2 separate regions of the Mus musculus genome follow, and region 2 is linked to region 1. Evidence: chromatin contacts called from ENCODE Hi-C or POLR2A ChIA-PET data. All regions are on one chromosome and are shown on one strand. Each heading gives the region's core, a stretch centred on a gene start or an enhancer-like site at or near the end of the contact. The rest is flanking DNA. Distances are from core to core; before and after follow the strand shown. Region 1 holds the start of 3300002A11Rik (RIKEN cDNA 3300002A11 gene). Region 2 overlaps Foxn3 (forkhead box N3).

Region 1 (5,942 bases), core at 1,221-3,720:
GGGGGGGGGGGTTCCAGGTGGGTGAAAGATGAAACCTGCCCTGCCTTGACAGCTATCTTTGTTTTGTTTTGTTTTGTTTTGTTTTGTTTTGTTTTGTTTTTGAGACAGGGTTTCTCTGTGTAGCCCTGGCTGTCCCCGGAACTCACTCTGTAGACCAGGCTGGCCTCAAACTCAGAAATCCACCTGCCTCCTTGACAGCCATGTTGATGAAAACAAAGGCCCCTAGTTAGGCGCCTGCTGCTGGGGCCATCTCCTGGCAGAAGTGTTTCTATTGCATCTTGGCTATGGTCTTCCCTGCAGCTTAGGACATGCTGTGCACTGGTCTCCTGGCTCAGGGCTCAACTGAGAGCCTTGGATGAAGAAGGTCAGGCCAGCCCTCCCACCTGCAGCTTGGTGGGTGCTTTGATGGCTTCTTTTACTTCAGTGTGGTAACTCACTGTCTTCCCGGCTCTGCCCACACCTTACCTTTTTAAAGTACACCATGCATCATACTCCACAGGAAGAGATAGAGGGTGTAGAACCTGCTTTACTTGGAAAGTCTGGTCAAACCCTGCAAACTATGCCAGACTTAAAAACATGTACAGGAAAGGAAATAAATGACTTTGAGATCTTTGACTGCCCAGATCATTAAACCCTACAGATATATCTTCAGCATAGATGCTCTGGGACCAGGGACCAGGTGACCGGCATGGTTCTGGGTATGGCCTTTGACCATGAATGACTTTGTAGGACTGCCCTGACCCCAGAACACTGGGAATGGTTCATTCTAGGTGTCCTGCTGCTGTTACACAGGCTTGAGAACTATTTACGAGTGCTGTGAACACACAAGGCTTGTAAGAACACTACTTGGTGACGTGATAACTGAAATGCAGACTAGGAAAATTCTTCAAAGATTTTTTTTTTTTGGAATGGCTTAGATTTAGTGGTCCTTCCATGTGATCTCCTTGTAATTTGCTGCCTCTCTGTGTTAGTTTAAAGGTTTTCATGTTTGCTTTTCTCAATGTTGGAAGACACCACCAGGCTTTGTAGAGGAGAGTGAGGGAAATTACAAAGGAAGCATGGGTGGGGTGGGACTAGGTCATTTAGCTTCTTTTCGTTCCAAATCCGTAAATATTTACTGTTGACCTTCTCAAATGGTTTGGGTACACTGACCCAGTTGAAAGCAGGGCAGGCGAGAGCAGCTGTTCCCCACCCCCACCCACTGTTAAAGCTGATCTCAGACCAATTGCCTCCAGCCAGCCCAAAAGTGGCCTTCAGGGAAAGCTGCCCCCTTCCCCCCAGGGAACAGTTTTAGCCAATTTACACTTTTAAAGTGTGACCTCTTCTAAAGATTCCTAGAGACAAGAGCAGATTGCTGTGAACTGAAGGACACCCCCCCCCCATAAAAATAAAAAATACTTTGAATTCTGGCTTAGGTTTGCTATTGTTGCCAGGTCTTTTGTTTCTGAGGGGAAGGTAATTATAAATTCCATTCCAAGCATAAATGTTCTTTTGTGAGCAAGGGGGACGGGATACCAAAAACAATGAGTGGATTACGTTTCCATTTTTGTAAGATCGTGCCAAGATAATGTGGTTTAAAACAGCTGGGGTTTTTAGAGCAGAGATGGAGCTTCGAAAGGTCTTCTCAGCGCCCATGAACGTCAGCCAAGTTAGAGACTTCTGGACGAGTCTGAATATTCCTCCAGATTCATACTGAGAAATAAGGGATTTTGGGTTGGGGGTAGTTCAGATTTGACAGTCATGTTATTGCATCAACATAATCTGGTAGCTACATGTTCATCTGACCTCATCTACTCGGGGCAAAGAGGAGCAGAGAGCATTTAATGGTGTCCTGTTGTCAGCCTGAGAAATCATTAGCAAATGAACAGGAAACTTTGGAGAATAACTACAATATAGCCCTGTATTTGCCTACCACAAAATTCTCTGTACTGTATTAATATGTTTTCATTTTAATTTTTCTTTGCAGAGTATTGGGAAAGGGTCATTGTGGTGCATCGACCCAGAGTATAGACAAAATCTAATTCAGGCTCTGAAAAAGACACCTTACCACCCACCTCCTACTCCTCAGGCTTATCAAAGGTAAGTGACTCGCACTATCGGGGGTTTTTGTTTTCTTAAAGTCTCCTGGAATTTTGTTATTTTAGCAGAGACAGTCTCTAAAACTAATTTAGTAGGCCGTATGAATGTTTTAAAAATAACTACAGACTAATGGGAAAAAGAATTAAGTCTGATGAGGAGGCACATCCATTGGCTATGCATTTCCTGGGAAGCTTACCGCTTCTGTAGCTCCGACTGAGCGGGTGTGGCTCCGGAAGGGCTCCTGGTAGGTAAATAGCGTCTTCCTGGGTAGAATCGGTTACAGAGGAAAGTGGACAGCTTTTCTATCTCTGCGGGTCACGCTTTGTTGGAATAAGAGCGGTGAGGCACACAGGTGATTCCACCTTCCCATGGCCTGCCTCTAGAGATGTGGAAAGAAGGCAGGCTCGGTTGTTGTCATCCGGTTTCCATGTCGACAGGCTCCTGAGTGATGGGTTTGTTGTGGTTACTAAGTGTTTGTCTTGAGAACCATGGCCACTTTCCCTCCTCACGTGTCTGGCTGTCATGAGACTGAGGTCATGAGTGCATTTTTACAAATATACAATGGGAGGGGTGTTAGGTAGATTGTCACAGTTTAAAAAGCATGTCAGTGCTAAGTTAGAAGAAAGGGCCTTACAGAACAAAGAGCCGGATTTCAACCTGTGGATGGAGTCTTAGCTCTTCACGGTGCTTGTCATCAGGCCCACTAAGAAAGTTTGAAAATTACTTTATTTAAGTGTACAGCTGTTTCACTTTCATTTATGTCTGTGTAGCATTTGAATGCTTGGTGACTGTGGAGGCCAGAAGAGGGCATTGCATCCCCTGGAACTGGAATTACAGGCGATTTGAGCCACTGTGTCAGTGCTAGGAATTGAACCTGGATCCTCTGGAGGAGCAGCCGGTGCTCTTAGATCACTAAACCATCTTTCCAGTCCCCTACCAAGAAGTTCTAGAAGGCATGTAGCAGCATTTCCTTTGTTAACTGGTTAAGAGAAACTGCCAGTGGAGTAGACATTTATGTTAATTGGGAATGGCCCGGTGTCAGAAGGCTGGGGAATTTTACAGTCCACTTGCAGATTTTTCTGTTCTGATGTTTATTCTGCAGGAGGGCACACAGAGTGAGCCTTCCAACGTGGCATTAATGAAGTTCTTGTGCGTTCCATCACAGACCCTAGACAATCAGTCTCCGGCAAGAGACGGGAGAAGCAGCTGGGCTCTATGAGAAGACTGCTGTATGTCTGCCTTTGCTAGGCGATTAGCGTGATGGTAGCCATAGTAACTGGAGTGTCTCCATAGTAACGCGTAGCTGAGACAGGTGCACTTGCATCACAAGGCTGTTTGTTGCCTGGCAAAAGGACAGGCCATTAGTACTTAGACATAAGCTGTTGCCTTAGAAACAAATAACCCTACATAGCAACTACAGTTGGTTCGCAAGGGTATTTTTGGGGGGCTGGGGGAAGGAAGGTTGTAGCTGCTTTTGTCTGTGTTCATAAAAATCAGTGGAAGCATACTTTATTTGAAATGACAACTCGAGGTCATATAGCTGTAGGAGGAAGAGATGGGATTTTCCAGAGCAGCCTAGCCTACATTGTAGGAATGTCCAGAAGGGGAGAGCCATATGCCTGCCTCTCTTCTTGTGATGGTAGCCATTCCTGAAATAGAAGCTGGGATTGGGGTTAGAGAGTTGCTTTTTTATGGGGTTGGTGGGGAGCCTGGCACTAATTATTGCAATACTGTCGATATTCAGTTTCCAAGCCCACCCCACTAGTTTCTCTAGTTTCTCCCTTAGAAGTATGTCACACCCGTTTGCTTCTAGCAAGTTAAAAATGTAAGTGTTATTCACTGGGTCGTGTCATTGGTTCATTTAGGCCAGTGCCTTGTTGCCAAATGTGACCCCCAGGGAAACACTGCAATTATTTAATAATTTGAAGGATTATAATAGAACTCTGGGGGTAGCAAGTAGAATACACACAGGCCAGAGGTATTGTGAGCTGGCTGTAACCTAATGACTTCTCTAGAGTCTTAGCACGGGCATGAAAATGCAGATGAACTAGGGCTTTTACAGTAAATGATTTCCAGATGACCACTTCAGATCCAGTTCTGTCCCTTGCAGTTAACCAGCTCCTTCCATATCAAGGTGCTTAGATGTCAAGTCCATCAGATCACTAGTGAGGCGATTCCAGCCCACATCTTCATGATTTGAATCCAGAGAGCACGGTGCTCTCTCCATGCCTTGGAAAGGGTTTGCTTGAGAAGCCAGCCTATGGTGTGAGAGCTCACACCGAAACTGGTGAAGAATTTCTCTGTACCAGGCCACTTGGTGATGTAATTCCAGGAGGCCGGAAGTGGAACAGCCAGCCATAAACAGATACCAAAATGCTGAGTTAACCTGATCTGGCCAGGTCTACTGTGACTCAAGGGGTCCTTGTCAGCCCCATGTGGAGCCACTGTGAAGGGCACCTGGGTAGTGTTTGGCTTCCACAGAGCTGGTGTTTGGCATGTGAGAGAAGACAGTGATTATACAAGAAGGGCAGCTAATGCTGTCCCTTGCAGGTGTGCTTGGCAGCAGCCCTGGCCTAAGCTGCAGGTGGCTGGAAGCTCTGTGAGGAAATCCAGGAGTCTGAAAACACTGCCCCAAACCTTGTTCCCATCCAAACAGAATGCTAAACATTGCAGTCTGTTGGCTTGCGCCTGTTTTCCAAGATTTTGTTAGAATGTTCCCCTACACCTGTTTTCTCTCTCTTTTTTTTGTCCTAAATACTGTTTTTAACTAAAATTCGAAGAGCCAGGTGAGTTAGCCATTGTATTAATTTACATAGGCCACCCTGACAAAGTGCCACAGCTGAGTGAGTCAGACAGCATCAGGAATTGCCTCTCACCCCATGAGCCCAAGGTGTTAGCAGGGTTGGTTTCTTCTGGGAGCTGTGGGAGAGGATCTGGCCCAGCCTCTCCCCCGTTCTAGTGGCTTGCTGGTTATCTGTGATATTCCTTGGCTTATATTTCACAGGACTGTCTCTACCTCCGTCTTAGGAGGAGGCTAAGCCTACCTGACTAAAAACTCTCCTTATTCCAGGGTGACTTTAACTTCTCCAATGACACACACTTGAAATACAGTCACATTGTGACATACTAGGGACCTAGGACTTCGGGGGGGGGGGATTTTAGGAAGTTGTAATTCAACCCTTAGCATTCTGGGGAAGCAGAAAGTCCAGGTGTGTTGACCATGCGGAATGGTAGAGGAGTTTCAGGACACCGGAGTCAACCTGAAATTGCCCCAATGAGCTAAGGGATGTCACTGCATTATAAACAACATACAAACCGAGTGTCTGTGAGCAGGAGCTGATGGAGACAGTTGAGGTCCATTTCTCATACACACAATCCCACATAAGTGGTGGAAACAGTTCTTCCCTAAGAACTTCTTGGAAAGAGTGGACTGTCGAGGAGGGGTCCTAAAGGATCGTCTTAGTCAGGGTCTCTATTGCTGTGAGGAAACACTGTGACCAAAAAGTAAGTCGGGGAGGAAAAGGTTTATTCAGCTTACACTTCCCAATTATAGAAGGAAATCAGGACAGGAACTCAAAGAGGGCAGGAACACGGAGGCAGGAGCGGATGCAGAGAACATGGAGGGGTGCTGCTTTTACTAGCTTGCTCATGGTGGCTAGCTCAGCCTGCTTTCTTATAAAACCCTGAACCAGCAGCCCAGAGATGGCACCACCCACAATGGGCTGGGCCCTCCTTCACTGATCACTAATTGAGAAAATGACTTACAGCTCTTCTTGGAGACATTTCCTTAACTGAGGATCCTGTCTCTCTGATGACTTTATATGTCAAGTTGACACGAAAAAACCAGGCTGTCCAATGATGTT
Region 2 (5,942 bases), core at 1,907-4,406, 33 kb before region 1:
CCCACATCTTTCCCCTTACAGCTCCTAGGGTGTTCCAGGTCTCCTCTGGACCCTAGGGGCTCTAGTCCAGGGTTCCCCTCCACTTACAGGATCTCTTTGAAGTGTCTCTTGGAAGGCTGTGCCTGTCCTCTGGGACAAGACCTATAAGTGATTCAACTAATGTCATTAGCTTGAAGACACTCAGGAAGCAGAACCTTTGTATATGCTGTCTTAGAAAGAAAGGTCAAATCATGTGAACACTGACTCCAAGCTGCCTGGCACAGAGCCAGGACGTAACCCCCCCCCCCCCACCCCCCTGGCTCCCCCAACACTGCTGGTGTAAGTCCCGGGATGCTGGTGTAAGTCCCGGGATGCTGGGTGAGTCAGCTGTGGATGATGTCATGTAAGGCGATAGATAGTGTTTGTGCTGAGCTCGGAAGACCTCAAGGAACACGGAGTTTGCAAAGTAAAAATTAACTCTTATTTGCAGAAAAAAGTAGCCTCCCTTCATTTAACAACGAACAGTTCACAAAGGCCGTACCTGTCAGACACTGGGTGATCTAGACTGTCCTAAGGATGGGGGGTGGAAGATGAGCTAAACAGCACTTCATTACGTGGGCCGGGCAGGTAGTGATGGGTGCGGTGAAGAAAGTTAGAGGGAGGAGATGCAGTAGAAGGGAACAGGAGGGCGGTGAGTTCAAGAGGCTCTTCAGAGGAACTGGCTGGGCGCGCCTTGGACAGCAAGACAAAGCCCTGCGAAGGCTCTGAGGTGGTAATGGTTGCGAATGTCCAAAGAGCAGCAAGAAGGCTTCAGGAAATCTATAGAAGCAGAATTGGACATTTAAAGGGACAGGAGCAGAGTATTGGCCTTTGAGTGGTGACGGTTACTCTGGCGTGCTTCAAGATCGCAGTCTGTGGGTGCAGGTACGTGGGCACATTTGGGTGGAGAGGTAGGGTAGGAATTTGTTAGTGTTCAGTTTGAGATAGGGTTTTTTTGTTAGAAACAGGGTCTCACTATGTAACCCTAGCTAGTCTCCGATTCACAGAAATCCACCTGCCTCAGCATCCCGAGTGCTGAGATTAAAGGTTTGTATTACCATGCCGAGCCTCAATGTTTTTGTCTGTCTGTCTTCTGTCTGTCTGCCTGTCTCTTTTTTGAGCTACCGTTAAACTATCTAAGTAGAGCCTTCAAGTTGAATGTTTGCTGTATGAACATGAAGCTCGGTGAAAGTCAGGGTCCAGGTGTAAGTTAGGCAATGCAGAGGCAATGGAATAACTAAGAAGTGCACAGGGAACGGAACCAAGAGTTCCTGGATTACCTCTCAGTCAGAAAGAAGTCCGATCTCTGTTTTAGCTCTTTGCTTTCTGCAATAAGGATGCAAATCCTAAATGTGTTTGGAGTAGCTCTGCATCTCCTATGTGATGAGAGAAAGTGCACTCCAGGACACATCCGTTTAGCATCCTATTTAGCAAAGTCCCCTACCCCAAGACTTCGGTGAGTTCTCTGCCATCTGGTCCCTGGCCAGAGAAGGACTTTTTTTTTTTTTTTTTTTTTTTTTTTTGTATGTGCGTCTCCATAGCAACGAGTGTGCAGTTGATATGGAAAGTAAGCAGTTGCCTTAGCAACAGAGATACTGATGTGGTGGCTCCCTTGCTTTCCTGGTAAGCTGACCAAACTAGTTCAAATGCATTATGAAGGGCTACACACACAGGCTGGCCCTGCTGGTGTAAAACTAGCCTAGCTTTAAGAGAGATCGCAGCCCTTCCCCCTTCCAGAGGAAGGGCGCTCAGTGGTAATAAATCAGACAAAAATAGTTGCTGTCAGTTGAAATAGATTATAAGAGGGTTTTCCTAGAGGAGTGGTTTTGTTTGGTTTGACAAAATGCTATAGTCAGAGAATATTTGGTTACAAGGAAAAGAAAGCCACCTCGGTTGGCTTAAGTAAAAGAACATCTATCTTAGGGATGTAATAAGCAGTCCAATAGGCCAGAGCCCAGGAGCAACACAGCTCACCTCAGGTCCGCTGTGCCTGGAACTGGTCCTGTCCTTCTGAGACCACGTGGACACTGAGCACTGCTCTTCTCTGGGTATCTGGTCTGGCTTCATGGTTTCTTCCACATGGCTCTCAATGTCTGCCAACTCCCCACCCGTGTCTTGCTGTACTGGAATGTGTGTATCTGTGTCTGTGATGAGAGTGATCTAGACCCAGTGTCCAGTAAGCAGGCGCCCACCCTCATCCTTGTGTGGCATGCTTGTCATCGTCATTCCAGATGAGTCAGGTGTTCAGCCCTGGGCAGAACAGGGACATGGCTGAGAATTTAGGATCGCTGTTGGGAAGGCTGTCTCTCTGGGGCTCTATAGAGTGAGCCCTAACCTTAAAATACCCTCGTAATGAAATATTTCTGTTTCCCATCCTCAGAAACCATTTTATTACTGAAAATAAAAACATCAGAAGCCTTGACATGGTGACACACGTCTGGTTGTCATCCTTAAATTCTAGAGGCACCAGTTTGGGTTACACAGTAGGACCTCATTTCCAAAGCAAGCAAGCAAACAGTCCAACACTCACTTTTGAGGAGTTAGTGCTGGGCTGTTGGAGGTGATGGATATCAGCACACTGGGCAACTTTAGGAGTGTCGCAGGAACCCCTTCTGCTTCTTTACAATGTAGTGATGGTTAGATCTAACAGTCAGTCTGACAGGACTGAGGCTCACCTGGAAACAGAGTCTTAGTGGGAGACTCTCTGGATCAGGTTTTCCCATGGGCATGTGTAGGAACTCTATTGATTATGCTTACCCACTATGGGTGGCACCATTCCCTAGGCTTAGAATTCCTTGGCTAGATAAAAGGGAGAGAGCTAGCTGAGCACTAAGCATTCTCTCAGTGCTCTTGACTGGATGTGACAAGATGCTTCAAGCTCCTGCCACTTGACTTCCCTGGGATGGTGAACTGTGACCTGGAATTGTGAAGTGACACCTATCGTTCTCCTAATTGCTTTTGTCAGTGGAGGGTATCAGAGCATACGGAAAGGAGTCTGTGTTGCATGCCTGCGAAGTTTTCACCTTTCTCTCACTCCCGTAGACCTGCAGTGGCTGCCCCACAACAACCCCAGCGTTCTTTGGTGTCTCCTCCTTCCTGCCAGCTGTCCTCAAATGGCCTATGGTCACGGGGTTGAGCGAACTCAAGGCCCCTGATGTAGGCAGGAATGAATGCCAGCTGTCTAACACACATTGTCCTGGTTTTCCAGATCGAGGGATTGAGCAATCCACCACCGTGTACCAGCCATGTCACCGTACTGTCTTTCAAAATGGGGAGAAATGTGATAGATTATTCCATCCCAGGGACTAGTGATACAAAAACTTCACAGAACTCCGGTAGTCAAGACTGGGTGAGAATTAAAACAGACCAGGAAGGCACTGGGTGATTGCCAAGGGGTTGGCCAGTGGCCAGAGTTACATGGGTTGAAGCTTTGGCGGCGCAAATGGCCCATCCTGGATAGCAGTGCCACTGGAGGGGCCTGAGGAGAAGAAAGGATTGCATTAGCAGCTGTCAGAAGGAGGGCGCTGCAGGCCACCAGCGATGGCTGTGACGCAGAGGTGGAAATGACACTGAGTGTGAAAATTGGGATCAGAACTTTCCACAGGGGTCTGCTGGGGCTCTGTGGAATGGTGAGAACCATTTGTATTCAGGGTCTTACGGCTTCACAACAACTGTAAATTAGATAGCACAGGCTTTTTACACGGTGGAATTAGAGGCTCAGAGAGCATCGGAGACTTGCTGAGAGTCTGGGCTACCTTCTGAGACTTTCTTCAGTATGGAGGCAGATGGTTCCTGTGGCTGGGAGAGACAAGGGGGTTTGGGAAAGGGGCCAAGGTATACCGCACCTTCTTGCATGCTGTGCTGAGGGGCTAGGACTCTGTCCTGAAAGCAGTTGGGCTGGGGACCTGGCTCAAAGCTTGTAGTGTCCTGAAGGCGGTAGGGAGCCAGTAGTTGTTCCTGAGTGCAGTCTCCATGTGCCTTAGCTTCCTGTGTCTACTATAGGAAGAATTTTTGTTGCCTAGAAATTCATGGAGAGAAAGACCATAGCTGATACTCAGTGCTATCCATAGGGTTCACTGACCTGGGCCAGATTCCATTCCTCCCCTCCCCTCCCCTCCCCTCCCCTCCCCTCCCCTCTCCCCTCCCCCACCTCCCTTCCTATCTGGACCCGCCCCCTTTTATCTCTCAGTAGAAAACACATAGACCTCCAAGGGATAATAATAAAATATAATGTAATAAGATAAAACAAGAACAAACACATTGGAATTGGACAAAGCAAGTGAACAGAAGGAAGAGGGCCCAAGAGAAGGCACAAGAAACACAGACCCACTCATTCACACATTGAGGAGTCTCACAAGAACACCAATCTGGAAACCATAATATATAGAGCAGGCTTTTCACACAGAGGAATTAGAGCCTCACCTCCTCTTCTACAGGGTTCCCTGAGCTTGGGAGGGGATTTGATGGAGATATCATGTTTTGGGCTGAGCGTATGGACCAGATTTCTATTTAAACAAGGAAAGGTCTTCAGATGCTGGGTTCTTATTTTAAATGCTTTCTTCTTATATTTACTTAATGGTTCTTGTTTTGATTGATGGTGGATTTGTCCTGTTGGTTTGAATCCTGCTGACCATTCTGTTATTTCATGACTTATGGAGCAATGGAATGAACCCCCTCTCAGCTCCATCCTCAGGGTTTGGTGGTTGGAGGTTCAGGGGTATAGGACTACAGGGGTAGTGACCCTCTTGTTCTTTGGGATTCAACCACAGATACTGAGGTCTTAATTGATGCAGGGTTTGTGCTGAGGGCATTGGAGGACACAAAGTATGTAAGCTGGGTTCTGGTGGGATGCTTTGGGTGGCTCTGGACACTCCTGTCTTCAGCCCCACACCTGGTGACTCAGTGAGCTCCTTTGCTTCTGCCCCTGAGTGACTCTCCATCTCCTCCTTCCTAGCACACTATCCTTCATCTCTTGCTTTTGAGTTACCTACCTACTCTTTCCTGTCTCCCCTGGTACTCATCACAGAGCCACCAGGCCAGGTCAGCACACAGCCCTTTTTGCTCTCTATTGCCTGGAGTGATGTGTCCTGCAGTATGTCTCAGATCGCCGGCTCTTAGAATAACAGATTTCATGAACTTAATAAGAACCTCTGAGCTGTTGTATGGGAGTTGGGCATATTCTCTCTCTCTCTCTCTCCCTCTCCCTCTCTCTCTCTCTCTCTCTCTCTCTCTCTCTCTCTCTCTCTCTCTCTGTGTGTGTGTGTGTGTGTGTGTGTGTGTAGAAGCCAGAGGTTGTCATCACTGTCCTTTTTAATCGCTGTCCTTGTGTTTTGAGACAAGGCCTTTGACTGAACCTAGAGCTTGCTGATTCGTCCTGACCCGAGAGCACCAGGGATCCCCTTGACTCTGCCTCCCCAGTGAAGGAGAGTCACCACATCTTGTTTTAACACTTGGGTCCTCATGCTTGTGTATGAAGCAGCTGCCCAGCCCAGGATATCTGCTTTTAAAGCTTCTCACATGGTTATGCAGAACTGTGTAGAGCAAGGGGAACTTCAGGGTTCTGAGTCCTGTCTTTCTATTTTAATTAGGTAAGATTTTAACGATGCCCAGTGAGCTGTACTGTACAGTGTAACTCAAGTAATGGATTACTGTAACCTATAGCGTTTCATTCTCAATTATGTGAGATAACTTTTATCAAATCTGATACATCCCTTTCTATTGCAAGAGGACTAAAAGGCACACGTAGCCACAAAACCACGTAGTTATAACGCCAGACTCCCATTCCTGTCTATCATACACGACTTTAGTGTTATAATACACCTGGCTGTCCAGCAGGTCACCCACTCAGGGCTTAGTCACGTGATCTCACTGTTGCTTCTTCCAGGGCCCCTCCCTTCTTTAAGGACTCTGTTTAACTAGGAAGG

The links. Hi-C counts contacts between places; a loop is a spot of excess contacts on that map. ChIA-PET counts read pairs that join two places held with the same protein, here RNA polymerase II (POLR2A).
Region 2: a loop to region 1 is called in a map of gastrocnemius, with 2.3 times the contacts of the local background. The contact joins the enhancer-like site here to the promoter of 3300002A11Rik in region 1. A Hi-C loop is called at or near these places in 3 of 37 maps with a recorded cell type or tissue (gastrocnemius and heart). POLR2A ChIA-PET finds 5 or more read pairs at or near these places in 4 of 5 experiments (Patski and embryonic stem cell).

What each region holds. Positions count from the first base shown.
Region 1 is chr12:99,337,559-99,343,500 of GRCm38, reverse strand. 3300002A11Rik (RIKEN cDNA 3300002A11 gene) reads right to left here and starts at 2,470. Exons shown (of 3, transcript NR_166805.1): 1 at 2,276-2,470. It overlaps Foxn3 (forkhead box N3), which reads left to right. Exons shown (of 6, transcript NM_183186.2): 3 at 1,967-2,079. RefSeq lists an enhancer at 2,230-4,881.
Region 2 is chr12:99,371,731-99,377,672 of GRCm38, reverse strand. The region is part of intron 2 of Foxn3 (forkhead box N3); the gene reads left to right. Among named protein-coding and RNA genes, the nearest start is that of Gm51999, 17 kb to the left of the region's middle. Within about 2 kb of position 3,156, at least 2 of the 3 ENCODE cell types and tissues checked have a DNase peak (open chromatin) inside an H3K27ac peak, as active enhancers do; they include gastrocnemius, where a contact is called at or near this core.